Linked DNA regions of Homo sapiens: region 2 is linked to region 1. The links are chromatin loops, found by intact Hi-C in ENCODE. Cell type or tissue: PC-9. All regions are shown on one strand. Each heading gives the region's core, and the rest is flanking DNA. Links, peaks and the distances in the headings are about the cores only.

The links. Hi-C counts contacts between places; a loop is a spot of excess contacts. Peaks named below come from ENCODE experiments on the same cell type or tissue, not always from the same donor. Only the 100,000 strongest peaks of a DNase experiment are listed, where the experiment ranks them.
Region 2: a loop joins it to region 1, with 3 times the contacts of the local background. A loop is called at or near these places in 2 of 110 quality-filtered maps.

What each region holds. Positions count from the first base shown.
Region 1 is chr20:4,103,776-4,114,275 of GRCh38, forward strand. No RefSeq gene overlaps it. Among named protein-coding and RNA genes, the nearest start is that of SMOX, 40 kb to the right of the region's middle. RefSeq lists enhancers at 5,084-5,636, 5,637-6,188, 6,522-7,086. In PC-9, for the core only: a CTCF peak has its summit at 5,046; a DNase peak (open chromatin) is centred at 5,046; H3K27ac peaks cover 891 bases.
Region 2 is chr20:3,780,717-3,787,216 of GRCh38, forward strand. SPEF1 (sperm flagellar 1) reads right to left here and starts at 732. Exons shown (of 7, transcript NM_015417.5): 1 at 463-732. The coding sequence starts at 571. It overlaps CENPB (centromere protein B), which reads right to left and starts at 6,024. Exons shown (of 1, transcript NM_001810.6): 1 at 3,135-6,024. The coding sequence starts at 5,767. The coding sequence ends at 3,968. It also overlaps a transcript of CDC25B not described here. RefSeq lists enhancers at 626-920, 882-1,031, 4,720-5,430, 5,396-5,535, 5,431-6,140 and a silencer at 5,976-6,325. In PC-9, for the core only: CTCF peaks have their summits at 944 (motif pointing left) and 1,144; a DNase peak (open chromatin) is centred at 785; H3K4me3 peaks cover 769 bases.

The sequences.
Region 1 (10,500 bases), core at 3,499-5,998:
ACCCAGGAGGCGGAGGTTGCAGTGAGCCAAGATTGCACCACTGCACTCCAGCCTGGGCGTCAGAGCGAGACCCTGTCTCAAAAAAAAAAAAAAAAAAAAAAGTATTGTGGTAATTCACTGTGAGGCACCACTCATCCTTTCCAGGTTCACAAACAGGCTATTAAATGGAGAAACAGTGTGGATAATCACCCCTTTTCTGAATAAATCTTGTATAATGAGTTTTAATCCTTGAAGGCCCTGCTTTAATTTATGTTGGGCCACATTAACTATTTTAAATGAAAAGGAAGAGGTGGGTCCATGGGGTCCCATTTTGTCAACCTGATTGTTAAGTGCCAAAGACTTAAATGAATTTTAATGTATTAGTCATTGGATCAGAGAGTCCATGCCCATTATAGGACATTTTAGAATAATGGGTGCTATGACTACAGGGAATTTAGGCAAGGCAATAGTTCAGATGGTTAAGGCGAGGCATACCTGTTTCTCCTGTCATATTTAGTAACTTCCCTAAGATTACAAAGGGTACCTTGTCTTAATTTAGTGGGATCACTGGTATAACTGTAATTTGAGCCCCAGGATTAAGAAAATGACATTTTCCCAATTGGTACATTTCAGCAGATGTTGAACTTAATTCAAAACTCATGTTGTAGAGGCGCAAAAGCCATTCGGCACCCTTTCATGTTTTTGTTGTATAAATTCTTTCAGTAAATTTTGGATTCCCGGCTGGGCGCGGTGGCTCACGCCTGTAACCCCAACACTTTGGGAGGCCGAGGTGGGTGGATCACCTGAGGCCAGGAGTTTGAGACCAGCCTGGTCAACATGGCAAACCTCCATCTCTACTAAAAATACAAACATTAGCTGGGCGCGGTGGCTCCCGCCTGTAGTCCCAGCAACTTCGGAGGCTGAGGCAGGAGAATTGCTTGAACCCGGGAGGCGGAGGTTGCAGTGAGCCAAGATTGTGCCACTGCACTCCAGCCTAGGTGACAGAGCGAGACGCTGTCTCAAAAACCAAAAAATTATTTTGGATTTCTACTTGGGTCATCCCCAACTGTGGACCTTGGTTTTTTGTTTTCTCCCCCTGTATCCAGGTATCTGGAGGGAGGTGGTTACTCACTGTGGTTTGAGGCAGGTCCCCTCCATCTTTGCCATATTTGTAAGCTTCATCCTTCAGAGGGTCTCACATTAGCATGGTCAGGGCGCGCCTCCTCCAGGGCAGTGGTTACCTTGTTGGCTAAGGGACACAGACTTCACGGGGGCAGAGCAGCCCTGTTGCGTGTTGATAAGTTGTGGCACTCAGCTGACCCCAGAATCTTTGTTGGTCCATTTTACAGCTGTCCAATAGGGCCAGGGTATCCTCTAACCCCTTAGGAGGGGCTGAGATAAAGCATTCAGGCCTTTTTCACAGGAGTCTGTCCATGGGATGTCATGGATGTCTTTTTCTTATAACCCTGGGGATCAGGGTCTTTGGTGTGAGAGAGGCACAGGTAGCAGCAGCAGCAGCAGGTGGCACTTGGAAAGCCATCACCTTTTAGGGGTGTGGACCTCAGCAGGCCACATGGTGACAGCTCCTGCACCCCATGAGTGACCATCATTGGGTGGAAATACTGCACAAGGTGTTACTAGTTCCCCTGAGTGCTCTGCAGATTCGGGTCCAATGTCTGGTTGAGACTCACAGCCAAAGGCCCCACAGTAAGAGTTGCTCCGCTGAGCCCAGCATCAGCCATAGCTTATGCTGGAACCACACAATTCAGTGAGACACACAGATAGGGCCATGCCAAGGTCCATGACCCAGAGCCACGTTAAAGAGGGCTCCAATCCCATACTTCTGTCCCTAAACACCAATTACTGAAACTTCCAGCTTGCCCTGGTAAAATCTGTAACAGACGCTCAGAGGACTTGGCCAATCAGCACAAAGCAGCACAGCTCCAAACACAAACGAATCAGCGGGCAGAGGCGCAGAGGGCAGGTCGCCAGCAGGCAGCAGAGCCAGTTCACAAGCCAAAGCGAGGGAAGAGAGACCCCTGCCATCACGGTCACTGCCCACATGCCCTGCTTGCTGTGCCAACTGTTGGGGTCCATTGTGCCTCTGTGGGATGACCACATGTGTTGGGGTATCGAAGAGTGTGTGTCATGACATCTGCAATGGGCATTTAAAAGTTGCAACCTTGGCCAGGCGCGGTGGCTCACGCCTGTAATCCCAGCACTTTAGGAGGCCGAGGTGGGTGGATCACCTGATATCATGAGTTTGAGACCAGCCTGGCCAACATGGTGAAACCCTGTCTCTACTAAAAATACAAAAATTAGGTGGGCATGGTGGTCGGTGCCTGTAATCCCAGCTACTCGGGAGGCTGAGGCAGAAGAAGCACTTGAACCCGGGAGGCGGAGTTTGCAGTGAGCCGAGATTGCACCACTGTACTCCAGCATGGGGCATAAAGCGAGATTCTGTCTTTAAAAAAAAAAAAATATTGCATCCTTAAGGCTTTAGGCAGGGGAGGGATGAGGCTGAAGAGGGCCAGAGAAAACCCTCTCAGGCGCTGCAGTGGGGCAGAGGGGATGGAAGTAGGAAGCGCATAGGGAGAGAAGATGAGTTTGGCTAACCATCTTCATAGTCCAAGGAGATTGAGAAGCTCTTGCTCTGTGGTGGTGCGGGGGAAAGGCAGCAGAGGAGAAGGGCTGAGAGCAAGACTCACTCACTCACGATTGGGAGCAGCACAGCGCCTACTGGCTCAAAAAAAGGCCAGCCATGGTGGCTCACACCTGTAATCCCAGCACTTTGGAAGGCTGAGGCAGGAGTTCCCAGTGCTGGGTGAGCCCAGGAGTTCAAGACCAGCCTGGGCAAGATGGCAAGACCCCAACTCCACAAAAAATGTAAAAATTAGCCAGGGATGGTGGCTTGCCTGCAGTCCCAGCTACTCTAGAGGCTGAAGTGAGAGGATTGCTTGAGCCCAGGAGATCGAGGCTACAGTGAGCTGAGATCATGCCACTGCACTCCAGCCTGGGCAACAGAGTGAGACCCTGTCTCAAAAAGAAAAGAAAGAAAAAACCCACAAAAAACCTTGGCTTGGGGCCAGGCATGGTGGCTCACACTTGTAATCCCAGCACTTTGGGAGGCTGAGGTGGGCAGATAACGAGGTCAGGTTTTCATGACCAGCCTGACCAATACGGTGAAACCCCGTCTCTATTAAAAATACAAAAATTAGCCGGGCCTGGTGGCAGGCGCCTGTAATCCCAGCTACTTGAAAGGCTGAGGCAGGAGAATTGCTTGAACCCAGGAGGCGGAGGTTGCAGTGAGCCAAGATCATGCCATCGTACTCCAGCCTGGGCGACAGAGTGAGACTCCGACTCAAAACAAAACAAAACAAAACATGGCTTGGACCTAAATTATGTCCCACTGAATTGTGTGTCTTTGTTGCAGCATAAGCTATGACTGATGCTAGGCTTGGGGGAGCAACTCTTACTGTGTGGCGTTTGGTGTGGGTCTCAACCAGACGTCGGCCCCAGATCTATAGAGCCCTCAGGGAGGGAACTAATTACTACTCAGACTACTTGAGTTCAAGAAGCAACTGGGCCCATTATTTAACCCCTGTGTGCCTCAGTTTCCTTACCTGTAACATGAGGGTGTATCAGTTTGCTAGGGCTGCCAGAACACAGTACAACAGAATGGACTGCTTAAACAACAGAAATGTATCTACTCACAGTTCTGGAGGCTGGGAGTCTGAGCTCAAGGTGTCTCAGGGCTGGTTTGTTGGAGGCCTTTCTCCTTGGCCGATAGGCGGCCACCTTCTCCCTGTGTCCTCACAGGATCTTCCCTCTGTCTGTGTCTGTGTCCAAATTTCCTCTTCTTAGAAGTACACCAGTCATATTGTATTAGGGCCCATCCTAGCAGCCTCATCTTAATTACCTCTCCAAAGACCCTATCTTCCAATACAGTCACATTCTGAGGGACTGGGGTCAGGACTCCAATACATGAATTTGGAGGGGGACATAAATCAGCCCCTAACTGGAGGATAATATCAGAATTTATTCCTTCGCAAACTTGTAGAGTTGATTGAATTAAGACACGTAAAGTGCTTAGAACACTAATAGAAAATGCTTTTTACTACTACTATTATTGTTATTTAGAGACAGCATCTTGCTCTGTCACCCAGGCTAGAGTGCAGTGGCATGACCATAGCTCACTGCAGCTTCGAACTCATGTCCTCAAGCGATCCTCCTGCTTGGTCTCCTGAGTCGCTAAGATTGCAGGCGTGCACCACCAAACCCAGCCTGTTTGTTTTCTTCCTTTCTCTCTCTCTCTCTCTCTCTCTCATTCTTTCTGATAGAGTCTTGCTCTGTCACCCAGTCTGGAGTACAGTGGCGTGATCACAGCTCACTGCAACCTCCGCCTCCCTCAAGTGATTCTCCTGTTTCAGCCTCCTGAGTAGCTGGGATGACAGGCACGTGCCACCATGCCCAGCTAAATTTTGTATTTTTAGTAGAAACGGGGTTTCACCATGTTGGCCAGGCTGGTCTCGAACTCCTGACCTCAAGTGATCCACTGCCTTGGCCTCCCAAAGTGCTGGGATTACAGGCATGAGCTACTGCGCCTGGCACCCAGCCTGCTTTCTATTGTTTAAGATGCAGAAATGACGTATGAAAGCGGGGCAGCCACTTTACAGGTTTCCCCAAGCTCCTGCCTCCCCTGAAATTTGGCTCCTTTGAGTCCTAATGGTTCTCGGACCCCATGCCCTCAGAAGCCTTCCCTACTTGCTTCAGGCGCCTCCCTTCTGAGGTCACAGCTCTGAGGCCAGGATCCTCTGTAACCGCCTTCTCCCCACGAGGCAGCCTGATTGCGTGGCCCCTTGAAAGCAATTAAGCCTGTGGTTTTCAAACTGTGGTCTCCAGACCATCAGCATCACCTGGAAACTCGTTAGAAAGGCACATTCTTGGGCCCACCCCATACCTCTGTGTTAATAAACCCTCCCGCTGATTCTAATGCGTGCTCCAGGCTGAACAAGAAGGTCCTCAGTGAAGGAATCAATTCTGCCGAACTACCGCTTGGGGACAGCACAGGACCACAAGGTAACCATGGCTGATGAAAAGCACCCGCAAATTGCAAAAGCCTCTCACTGCCCTTCCGGCCTCCAGTGTTGCTGTAAGCCCCCTTCAGTTCTCCCCACATACCCTGCATGACCTCTGGAAACCTCATACCTGATGGTGTCACTGGTTCAGAATTCTTCAGCAGCTCCCTAGGACATGAAAGGTCCTTCATTTGCTGAGCAGTATCTCCTGCCAGGTGCATCTTGCACGGGCTCCTCTCTCTCTGTCTCTGTACGTTCCCTGGGGTCGGACCCACCTGGGTTCGAATTTCAGCCCTGCCATTTACCGTCTGGGCGTGATGTGGGCAAGATACATCATTTTGAGCCCCTCATCTATGAAATGGGAGCAGTTAATAAGACTTTTCTCATGGGGCGGTTATGAGAGTCGGAGACCTCATGTATAAAGAGATTTTAGCCTAGGATCATGCAAACAGTAGGTGCCTGATATGCAGCAACTCTGCTTCCCCATCTGCACTGCCAAGTGCAAGAGGCAGTTGCCCACAGGCCCATCTCCGTGCCGGGTGTAGTAGGTGCTGTCTGAGTCCCACCAATCCTCTGACTTCGTGGCTTCCATCTGCCAGAACCTGTGTGTCTTTGCCTGGGGCTTTCTCTGGCTGCTGGTATCCACTGTGGTACCAGGGCCATAAATCTCTGTAAATTGGGGATGATAATAATGCCTACCTCATGGCACTGTTGGGAGGCCTTGTTAGTACCCTGCGTAGAAGGGGGCCTCAGATGTTGGGGTGCTGTTGGGGTGCTGTCTCTGTAACTCGCCTACCCACAGGAGTAGCCGTATCAGGAATACTGGGCAGTAGATGAAAGACGTGGGCCTGGCTCACATGGTGGCTCTCTGCTCTGCCACCCAGGCCGGCACCTGAGACGCCTGAATTGATGTCATAGGATGTAAGAGGACACCAGGAGCCTGGGGCTGCCAGTAACCCTGGCACCTTGGCAGGGCAGTGAGTTCTTCATAGCCTCTGAGAACCTGGACCATCTCAAGCTGGGGACCTGGAGGTGACTCAGCCCCTCAGCCTGCAGCCTGCAGGGCCAGAGGGACCTGCACTTTCCTGGGTGGGTGGGTGAGGGGCATAGACCTTGTCCAAAGTCACTGTCATCAGGACCCCACTCTTTCTTGTGGTTGCTTCCTGGGGGTTTCTCTGCCCTTTATCTTCATGTTCTGTGTGGGGCTAATCTGGCCCTTGGATGCAGTAGGCATTTATCTATGTGACTTGATGTAAGGGGCTCCAAAAATGCCCCCCGCCCAACCAGCCTAAATATCTCCCTGCCAGACTGTCATACTGTCTGTGCATGAAACCCCTGGCTTCAGCATTGCCCTCTCCCATTTCCTCGTATTGAAATAGGTGGCAAGCTGCAGTCAGGACTGGCAAAGAGCCCTGTGCAAAATGAAAATGGAGGGCTCCTCGTCCAAAAGTTAGGAAGAATTTCAAGGCAACAACAGAAGAGAATTCAACTAAGCACGGGGCCCTGCACTGCTGCACAGGCTGTGCACTCTTGAAGCCAGCTCTGCCTGCAGCCTGAGCTCTTAGCGAGACAGGATCACCTCCTTTCCTTGCACCAGTGAGGAGCCCTGGAGCTGCCCAGATCAAGGACACAAAGACAAAACGAGCCTCTTTACTCAGCTCAGGACAATTGTTGTTTTCGGAGATGGGTGAAGCTCAGGGCCCTCTGTCCAGCTGGCCTAACTTCAGGGCCTCCTGAAATTCCTCTGGGTTCTCCAGGCCCCTGGAGTCCTGGCAGTTGATGGGGCATTTTCTGCCTATGGCCTGGCTGGCCCTGAGCTTGTCCTTACTCTATTGCAGTGTTTGCCTTGCCTGCTGAGGGACTCGCTCTGGCATGTGGGCCTGATCCTGAGGGGTCCTTTTCCTGTTTCCTGAACAACCACCAGATCTTTGGATTTAGCTCCTAGCAGCCCCAGGAGCACCCCCAGACAGACTTCCCGTGCTTGGGGCTGTTCTAGGCTCTCCAGATCCACTGTCTTCTCCATCGCCCTGTGCCCCACAAGGCTGAGCTGGGTGGCTGCCTCTGTGGGCTACCTGTGCTTTTGCTTCTGGTTGGGTATGACCAATGGAAGAGAGGGAGGAGTGAGAGAGGTGGGCATTTACCCGCCAGCTCCCTCCTGGGGCTGCTGTAGCCTGGCTGTGTCCCTGCCCCAGGTGCCAGCTGCTTGTCAGGCAGCTCTCCCCGCTCAGCCCTTTCTGCCTCTGGGTTCTAACCCTCCCCGCTAGCAGCTCCCTCCCCTTGGACTGCCAGGCCTTGGGTGGTCACAGATTCCAGCTGTCACTACTGTTCCCTCCCTTGAGATCTCCCAATACCCTGACCATCCTTTGTGAATGGTTCCTTTATTAAACTCTCCCAGAATTATCCGAATTTGAATTTGTAACTATTTCCTTCCGGGTCCCTGACTGGTAGAAAGATCTTTGCTCTATGTTGTACCCCTGATCTATCTTTGTAGCCCTCAATCCCTTGGGACAGCCAGGTCAGGGACCAGATGTCCAGGAACTCAGGCCAGAGCCCACTCCCAATCTCCTTGGAGAACACCACAGAAGAAGTGGGGACCCTCCCCCAGGCCCCCCAAACACACCCACCGGGTACTCCATCCTCAGGGAATTGGGCACCAGGGGCCTACACATTGTGTCTTTTTCTCCTTCAGCTTCGGGGCTTGATGGAGGTAAGACAGTCAGCCAGAGAGGCTCATCCCCACACAGGCCCCCGGTGACCAGGTAACTAGGTAACCAGACAAGTATACAATTAGACAACTAGGCAACCAGATAACCAGACGACAGGCAACCAAACAACTAGATAACCAGGCAACCAGGCAAGCCGACAAGTAGGCAGCATTCTCTGAGGGGGACATCCGCTGGCTCTGCTGGTCAACCTTCCCTCTATCTTTTCCTGGCAGCAGATTTTCCCTTAGGGAGCTTGTCCTCCTTCCCTACTCAGGGGAGGCACCTGTGACCTCTGCCTAAGCCAGTCAGCCAGTCAGGCTTACCCAAAGCTGATTCTGGAACTTGACTAACCTAGAAGAGGCTGTTTCTTGCTGGACCTGCAGAGAGGAAGTGAGGTCTGAAGCTGTGCCACCCTTTTAAATCTAAGACAGGAGCCAACCTGAAAGAGGCAAGGCTGGGAGATGGGGAGACATCATTTGAGCCTTGATTGAACCATTCCTGAAGCTGCTGCCTTGGCGCCTTTAAGTTTTATGAACCAGTGAATTCTCTTTTTGCTGAAGCCACTTCACGCAGTGTTCCTTTCTTTGCAAAAGGAAGAACCCTGGCTGGGATGAGAGTCCCTGAAACTTTGCTCCACTGACCTGCTGCTAGGAGTGAGGCCCCTCCCTGCTTGTGATAGTCTTCCTGGAGCACCACCCAGGGCATTGGTCAGGAGGCTTGGGCTCAAATCTGGGACTGCTTTTAATGAGTTGTGTCAATGGACATGTCCCTTCAGCTCTCGGGGCCTTGGGCTTCTCACAAATAGCCATGCCTTTCTGCCCTACTTTAGCTGTGAATGGGGCTGAATGTTAGTACCATTTCCTGGGAGCCGTTGGTGTGGTATGGAGGTCAGGAACATGGCTGACTCAAATCTGGCTTTCAGAGTCTGATAACCAATTGCTCCAGGGTGTGTAGCCAGGGCTTTCCTGCTGCTCTCTTCTTCATTTGGGGAAGTCTCTGGCTCCCAGCCAGGGTCAGAGCCCAATGCTGTGGCAGCTAAGCCTTCTTCTCCATTCCTGGCTTGCTCACGGGAGGCACCTGTGACCTCCACCTAAGCCAATCAGCCAGTTAGGCTTACCCAAAACTAATTCTGGAACTTGACTAACCTAGAAAAGGCTGTTTCTTGCTGGACCTGCAGAGAGGAAGTGAGGTCTGGAGCTGCGCCACCCTTTCAAATCTGGGACAGGAGCCAACCTGAAAGAGGCAAGGCTGGGAGATGGAGAGACATTATTTGAGCCTCGATCGAACCATTCCTGAAGCTGCTGCCTTGGAGCCTTTAAGTTTTATGAACCAATGAATTCCCTTTTTGCTTAAGCCAGTTCTTTATTTCTTTGGGCCCTATCTCTGCCTCAAATCAGTGTACAGGAGGCTTCAGCACATCATTTTAACAATGATTTTATCAGGAAATTCCCATCTGTGCTCATAACTCAGCCTTTAATTGGTGGAAATTACCGGTCCCATATGCTTAGAGCTGTGGTTTTCAAAATGTGAGCTCCAGACCAACAGAACCAGCAATTACTTGGGAACTGGTTAGAAATGCAAATTTTCGGGCCGCATTCTATACCTGCTGAATCAGAAACTCTCGGGGTGCCCCCAGCAATGTGTGGTTTAAGAAGTCTGCCGGGTGATTCTGATTCTCACTCAAGTGTGCGAACCACCTGCTTGGAGCTTTTGCTGGTTCAAAAGGTGCACATAGAGGATGATCTGGCACTGCCTGGATCTCCTTTGGCTGCAGATGGGCTGTTCCCCAGCAGCAGCGAATGAGTATTTGCTGCTAACGGCTTCCAGCTGTTCCTTCTCCCTGCACTAAATCTGCCTTCCACGGGCCATGGCCAGTGCCTGATGGGCATGGGGGTATACCAGGCTGGTCTCTTTGTCCAGTGGACCAGAGAGGGACACTCCAATGTGAATTACTTTCTAGCCCCTCTGTGAATTAGGCCAGAGCTAGACTTTAAATGCTCAAGTCACTGCTTCTTCCAAACGCCTAGCTGTTTTTGGGACCACAGGTGTGAGTTACCGTACAACACCCTGGTGAAAAAAAAAGTCACTTGGCTTTGCAAAATTAAAATAAGCGTGCTTGATTGCTTGATTATCCTCCTCTGCAGGCTGGTTTTAAAGTCAACCAGGAGAGCCTCTGACTGTCATCTGGTTTGCAGGTCCTGGTGGCCATCAGCTGTGATTGGGTCATTCTCCTCTTTGTATCAAAGAATCAACACTTCCACCCCTTGGCCCAGACCTCACAGGGACATGTTTCATGGTAGCCTAAGAGATACAAAAAACTTGTCAACTGCTTTCTTCCTCTGACTGCCCTTCCTGAGAAGGGAGAAGGGAAAAATATTTACTTTTTGTTCTCAATTATCAAAGAGAAAGGCAAGATGCCAGTTACTTTCCCAGTTAATTTCTGAGGGGTAACAGAAAGTTTGGCGAGTGTGTTTGTGTGACTGTGTGTTTGTGTGTGTGGCTGTATGTTGGGTGTTGGGGTGTGTTTGCTTGTTTGTATGTGTTTGTGTGTCTGAGTGTGTGCAGATGGATGTGGAAGTGTGTTTGTGTGTTTGTGTGTGTGTAGATGGATGTGGAAGTGTGTGTGTCTGTGTGTGTGCAGATGGATGTGGAAGTGTGTGTGTCTGTGTGTGTGCAGATGGATGTGGAAGTGTGTTTGTATGTCTGTGTGTGTGTGTACAGATGGATGTGGAAGTGTG
Region 2 (6,500 bases), core at 1-2,500, 330 kb before region 1:
AGATCCCAGGAGACATTCCTAGAAACACAAACACCTTCACAATCACAAAGAAACACATGCACACAAGACCCCCCCAAATACAAGACTAAACATGTCAACACATATGAACACACACATGCTCAGACTCCCAGAAGACATAGAACACATAGCAATGAGTGAGCACATACAGAAATGCATAAATACATATGCAGACACATATCTTAATCATTAATGTCCCTGGAGGGAGTTAGAGGCACCCCCCCCAACATGCACACAGGATAGAACATGTAGACATACATATATGGACACACATCGTTCACACACAGATGCAAATAGAAAACAAGCACACACATCTAAAATTTGAAGTCCCAGGAGGCAGATTCCTCCCCACTCCCACAAGCACACAAACACAAAGAGTTTGCACAGAGACCCGTTACACACGAACATACAGGACAGAACATGCAGACACACAAGGGCACACACCTCCATCGCTAAAGTCCCGGGAGAGGTTTCGCTTGGGCCGGGACAGAGGGATGTTGTCTACCCACAGGTACAGCTGGTGCAGCGCCTCCTCGTCCACGCTGCTCGCCATTGGCGTCCTCACGGCCTGGCCGCCCCAGCGGTGCCGGGTCCCGCCCCAGCCTCACGACCCTTCAGGCGCTTCCTTTCTCGCCACTGCAGAAGCCCATAACTGCCTCTGCCTGCCTAATCCAGAGACTCACGTCCCAGCTGGGAGCGGCCATATTGTTTTCTGAAACCATGGAAACCATTCCCGACTCTCCTGGGTACAAAGACTTCTGGGAGTTGTAGTTTTATCCCCTCCCCGCTACCTCCTCTCAGGCCCGAGCTTTGAAAAGGCGGTTAGCTGCCCTTGTCTTCTTCCCAAGAAAGCATCACTTCTGTGCCCACGCCACCTAGTGACCAGCCACTCATCCATTTTGGGACCAGCCAAAGCCAACCAGGACCCCAGAATTCCTGCATCTGCACCCCTAGGGTGGGGATCCCCCTTCTTGGCCCTTCAGCCCTTTAGTCCCAAGTGAAGGGAGCACTCCAGTGTTGGTCAGCTTTATTTGGGGGTGCGTTGTTGATAATCTGCCACCCAAATGGATTGCGTGATACAACTGCTTCCTGCTTCGTCCCTCTCCAAAAACTCTATGCTCATGGGGCCATTGCCACTCGCCCTTCCCAGCAGTGTTCTAGTGGGGTATTTAATAGGTAACCCAGACTCCCAGGGAGAACACCAGAGTTCAAGGCCAGTACCTTGGCAGGTCATTTAACTTCTTAACTCTATTTCCTCCTTTGTGAAATGACGATGGTTCTCACTTATTTGTCCCAAACCCCTCATCACCCGTCAATGAGCTATTCTTCCATGGATTAGAAATTCATTTCAGGCAGGGCACAGTGGCTCATGCCTGTAATCCCAGCACTTTGGGAGGCCGAGGCGGGCAGATCACCTGAGGTCAGGAGTTCGAGACCAGCCTGGCCAACATGGCTTTCGCCCCGTCTCTACTGAAAATACAAAAAAAAGTTAGCCATGTGTGGTGGTGGATGCCTGTAATCCCAGCCACTGAGGAGGCTGAGGCAAGAGAATCGCTTGAACCCGGGAGTCAAAGGTTGGTGAGCCAAGATCATGCTATTGCACTCCAGCCTAGGCGACAGAGCGGGACTCCATCTCAAAAAAAAAAAAAAAAGAAAGAAAAGAAAAGAAAGAAACAAATTCATTGCAGTACCCATAAGGGGGTTAGGAATATGGGTCCCTCCTTAGTGAAGAGGTACTTCTAGAGTCAGGATGAGAAGAGAGTTTGACTAACGGCATGGCCTTGGGCACCTGACCGGACCGCTGCCTGGTTTCTCATGGCTTTACCTACCTTATAGGGGCTTTGTGAGCATCTAAAGCATTTAGCACAGAGCAGGGGCCCTATTAGTATCAGCTGGTACTATCATTAATGAGACAGTCTCAGTTCCAGCAAGAACTGTTCTTTTTCGCAGGAGACAAATGGAAGTAATTCGTCTTGTTGGAACCTGCGGTGAGGTAGCTGGGTTAAACAGGAGCACCTGGGCAAGCAGGCAATGCTCCTCCTGCTCACTCGAGAGCAGGTGGGGCTTCCTTGTGGCCTTCTGGTCTCCAACTCCAGGGCTCGGATTTCGGGAGGGAAGGTGGTGGCAAGGGGGATCCCAACTACTTTTTGTTGTCACTTCAAAGCCCTCAAGGCCTGGAGGGGATTCCTGAATGCCAGAAGTAGAGGCCAAGAGTGGAAGTCACCCCCATTTCTTGTTTTAAAGTCATATATAGTGGTCTTGATTTTCCATAAGGGGCCATAACCAGGGCAGGCCAGGGACAAGAGATGAACTGGATACTCCCCCATTAACATTCCCAGTGTTGGAGAGGAGAAACTTGGTGGTAAAGGTGGGCCGGGGATGGGAAGGAAACACAGAAGTGATGTGCCAGCCTCAGGTGAGGTGGGAAAACCGGTTTGGGGCCCAGAGCTGCCAGCCATGCTCAAGCCCAGGCCCTCCCTTGGTTGGAACTGCTGGGGCCTGAGGGCCTCAGTGAGGAGGGGTAGGGAGGGAGGGGCTGGCTCTGAAAGGAAAAAGGGTAGGATCAGCAAAGGGACCTGACCTCACCTTTGTACTGGGGGCCCCCTGGAAGGCACTGCACAGGGAGTTACCAACCATCCTCTGCCTCTTGGGGGTGCAACCTGTTCCTAGCAATTTCACCTTCCTCCTGCCACTGTGCCTAGAGGTGGCCACCAGGCTTGGATATGCCAATCACTGAAAGGCCTAAAGGGCTCCCTCTTAAGGCACCAAAGGTAAACCAAAGGGTGACCTATATGCCCCTCCAAACTCCAATCTGGACCCCAGAAGCTGCCCCAACACTCCTTTCTTTCTGTCCTGACCCCACTCCTGCAAAGGCCTTCAAACCAGCCTCGGTAGGCCTAGTCCCCACGTGCATATTGATTTGCCCCCAGAGACTGATGGCTCCCTCCTGCCCCAGCCAAGTGACCCCAAGCTTGAGGTCTCCTCCTGCCCCTCTTCCGGTCAGGGCAACCCTCTCAACACTTGCCTCCATGTCCCACCAGAGCAAGGACCAAAGAGAGCCAGGACGAATAAGTCCCCCAAGACAGACGCAAGCCCAGACCATGAAGGATGCACCCTTGGCTGTTAAAACGTTCACCCCCACAAAAGGGGAGTGGACAGATTTATTGAAATCAAACTGGGAAAGGAGCAGCTGGACGGCTGGACTCTGGGCCCAGCCCCAGGCCCCTCTGCCCAGGATGGGGCCCTGCCAGAGAGGGAGGAGAGGCATGGGGCCTGCAGCTGCCCACAAGGAAGCGCCCTTGGTTACTTCCACGGTGGGGGGCCTCTTGGAAACCTCCAATCTGGAAAGAAAACCAAGGGCCAAAGTCACATGGACAGGGCCAGAGAAAGGGACTGGGGAGGTGGAAAGCAGGCAGAAGCAGGCTCAGGAGCCCGCAGTGAGTTAAACTGTGCTTCTCAAGGCGGCCTGGGGGGTGGGGGTGGGGGCTGCCAGCCTTGCAGGGGGCCTAGGCTGGACCTTCTTCTGGAGCCCTTCCCAGAATGGCTTTGGGGTCCCCCCACCAAAGACCTGACGTGGATGGCAGAGGGGAGAGGCACTCTCCGGCCGGGAACCTCCAGGGCCCATCCCTGGCTGCTGCTGTGGTTAGTCCACTGAGGGCACGGTGTGGTAGCACCGGACAGCTCCCCACCCGCCCCACCTGGTCCCCTGAGCCCAGGGCCAAATGGGGAGGAAAGAGGATTCTGAGAAAGAGGCAATAAGCAGGCAGTGAGGCTGACCTCAGCCCCGGGCCCGGCCGAGGTGACCGGGCCTGTTGCAGGACCAGGGGAAGCATTACTAAAGGATCTGGGGCTCTGCACTCTGGCTCCATGCACAGCGGGTGCCCAGAGAGTCCTCTGCCCTGGGGTGGTGCTGCCAATCTAGGTTGGGGGCACAGCTAGGTCCAGTGACTCAGCTTTGATGTCCAAGACCTCGAACTCCCGCCTGCCTGGCGTGGTTCTTCCTGGTCACATGAACCAGATCGTGTTCCAAGTGGAGGATGTGGCTCTGCACGCGGTCATCAATGGGGAAGGAGGTCAGGTACCTCTTGACCATGGCAAAGTAAGCCATGGCCTCCCCAAAGCTGGGTACAGGCACCTCATCACCATCCTCCTCATCATCATCGTCGTCTTCATCTTCATCATCCTCTTCCTCATCGTCCTCTTCCTCACTGTCTGAATCAGAGTCCTCCCCACCTTCCAGGAAATGCAGAGTAGGGCACTGGGCTTCCTCCTGGGCACCATAAGCCCCGAAGCTGCCACCGGCCTCCACTACTCCCTGGGCCCAGTCCTCAGCCTCCAAGCCCTCCGAGGAGCTCTCCTCATCTTCCTCCTCTTCTTCATCACTATCAACATCACCCTCCTCCTCCACCTCCTCTTCCTCCCCCAATTCCTCTCCTTCCCCCCCTTCCTCCTCCTCCTCCTCCCCTTCCTCCTCCTCTTCCTCTCCTTCACCCTCTTCCTCCTCCTCTTCTTCCTCCTCCTCCTCCTCTTCCTCTCCCTCACTCTTGAGGGAAGTGGTGATGGTGGCATTAGGGCCACCCCCAAAGCCAGCCTCACGAAAGCAGGCGGCTATGTCCGAAGGCTCCACTGCCTGCCAGGCGGCAGCCACAAAGTGCAGGGCCTCCGTGAGACCCAGCTGCAGGCCTGAGGGATCCTGGCCCTCTAGCGCGGCCATGGCCTTGAGCAGCATGGCCTGGCGGTAGTGGCCCTTCACCTGCTGGACCACTCCCCTCTCCAGCGGATGCACGGTGCCGGGAGGGAAGAAGGCCAGCTGCACATGCCGCAGGCCCGAGGTGTCCAAGGACTGGGCAGCCAAGCGGCCGGCCAACAGCAGGACCCGGCGAGACTCTGCAGCCATTCGGGTGTCCAAGGCCTTCAAGTACTTGGCCAGGGCCTGGGTGGTGACACCACCCTTGGAGTTGGCGGTGTAGTCGCAGGGCAGGCCGGCTTGGCCTGCGCGGGGCTTGGCCGACTTGCCGGCCACCAGCGGGGGCAGCTTCTCGCTGCCGTCGGCATTGGCGCATAGCAGGACGCTCAGGCGCTGGGTGGCTTGACGCGGCCGTCCGTCGCCTCCGCACAGCCCCGCGGCCTGGTCGGGCAGGAAGTCGTACCATAGACTGGTCTCGGTGGCGCTGAACACGTCCTGCGAGGCGTAGCCCTCGGCCACCGACGGCGGCTGCTCCTCCCGAGCGCGCCAACCAGTAGTGCTCCCGCCACTGCCCTCCGAGGGCACCGCGGCCGGACTGGCAGGCGCCGCCGGGGTGCGGGGGGCAGCGTTTCGCGCGCGGGCGCGGGCCACGCCGCTGCAGGACACCACGCCGTGGCGCCGGCGGAAGCGGTCCAGCCAGCCGTTGGAGGCGGTGAAGTCGTCCATGCCCAGCTCCTCGGCTATGCGCAGCGCCTTCTCCTTGAGGATGATGCCCTTGACCGGCAGGCCGGCGGCGCGGATCTGCTGGAACCAGGCGATGAGCAAGCCCTCGAGCTTGTCGTAGGGAGACAGCTTGTTGGTCTTGCGGCAGGTGGAGGCCACCCCGTACTTGCGCTCCGACGCCAGGATGGCGCGCTTGTTCTTCAGGATCGTGCTCAGCGTGGACGGCGGGATGTTGAAGCGCCGCGCGATCTCGCCCTTGCGCAGGTCCGGATTCTCCTCCACCTCCTGGATGATCCGTGACTTCTCCCGGAACGTCAGCTGTCGCCTCTTGGGGCCCATCCCGGCGCGCCCCCCGCCCCGGGGCCCGGCGCCGCCGCCGCCGCCCCGGGGCGGGGGGCCCGGGCCCGTGGCGGGGGGCACCTGGCGGCCTCTCCCGCGCGCCCCGCCCGAGACAAAGCGGCTCGCGGGCGCGGCGGCGGGGCGACGACCCGGCCGGGCCGGGGGCACCTCCGGGGACGCCGGCGGGCGCGTCGCCGGGCGGCGGGCGGCAGGCGACGGGCGCAGACGAGGGCGGGCGGCGCGGGCGCGGAAGGCAGGAAGTGCCGCGGCGCGGGGAGCTGGGAGCGCGGCGAGCGGGGCGGAGCGGGCGGAGCGGGATCTCGCGGGAAGCGCGGGGACGCCCGGCGCCTCCTCCCCGCCCTCCGCGCCCACCCCCTTCCCGCCGCCGGGACATACCGCGGGGGGGCGCTGCGGCCTGCTGGACCTGCCCGTGCTGCGGCCTCCGGCGACCCGGCAGCGACGCGGGCGGGGACGCGGTGCATCGCTACTGCGCCCGGCGGACAGCGACTTGCTGCTCAAAAAGAATAAGAACCAGGGTTTTTGTTTGTTTTTTTTTTTTTTAATTAAGGTAAAAATAACGCACTTTTTTTTTTGCGGAACCTGAAAAATTCAAGAAGTTGAAAAACGCTTTTCACGTCACCTGGAGAGATGCACAGGTAACATTTTGATACATTTCCTTCCAGTCTTTTCTCTAGATGCATGTCGTTTTCTTTTTAAAAATTTATTATATAAA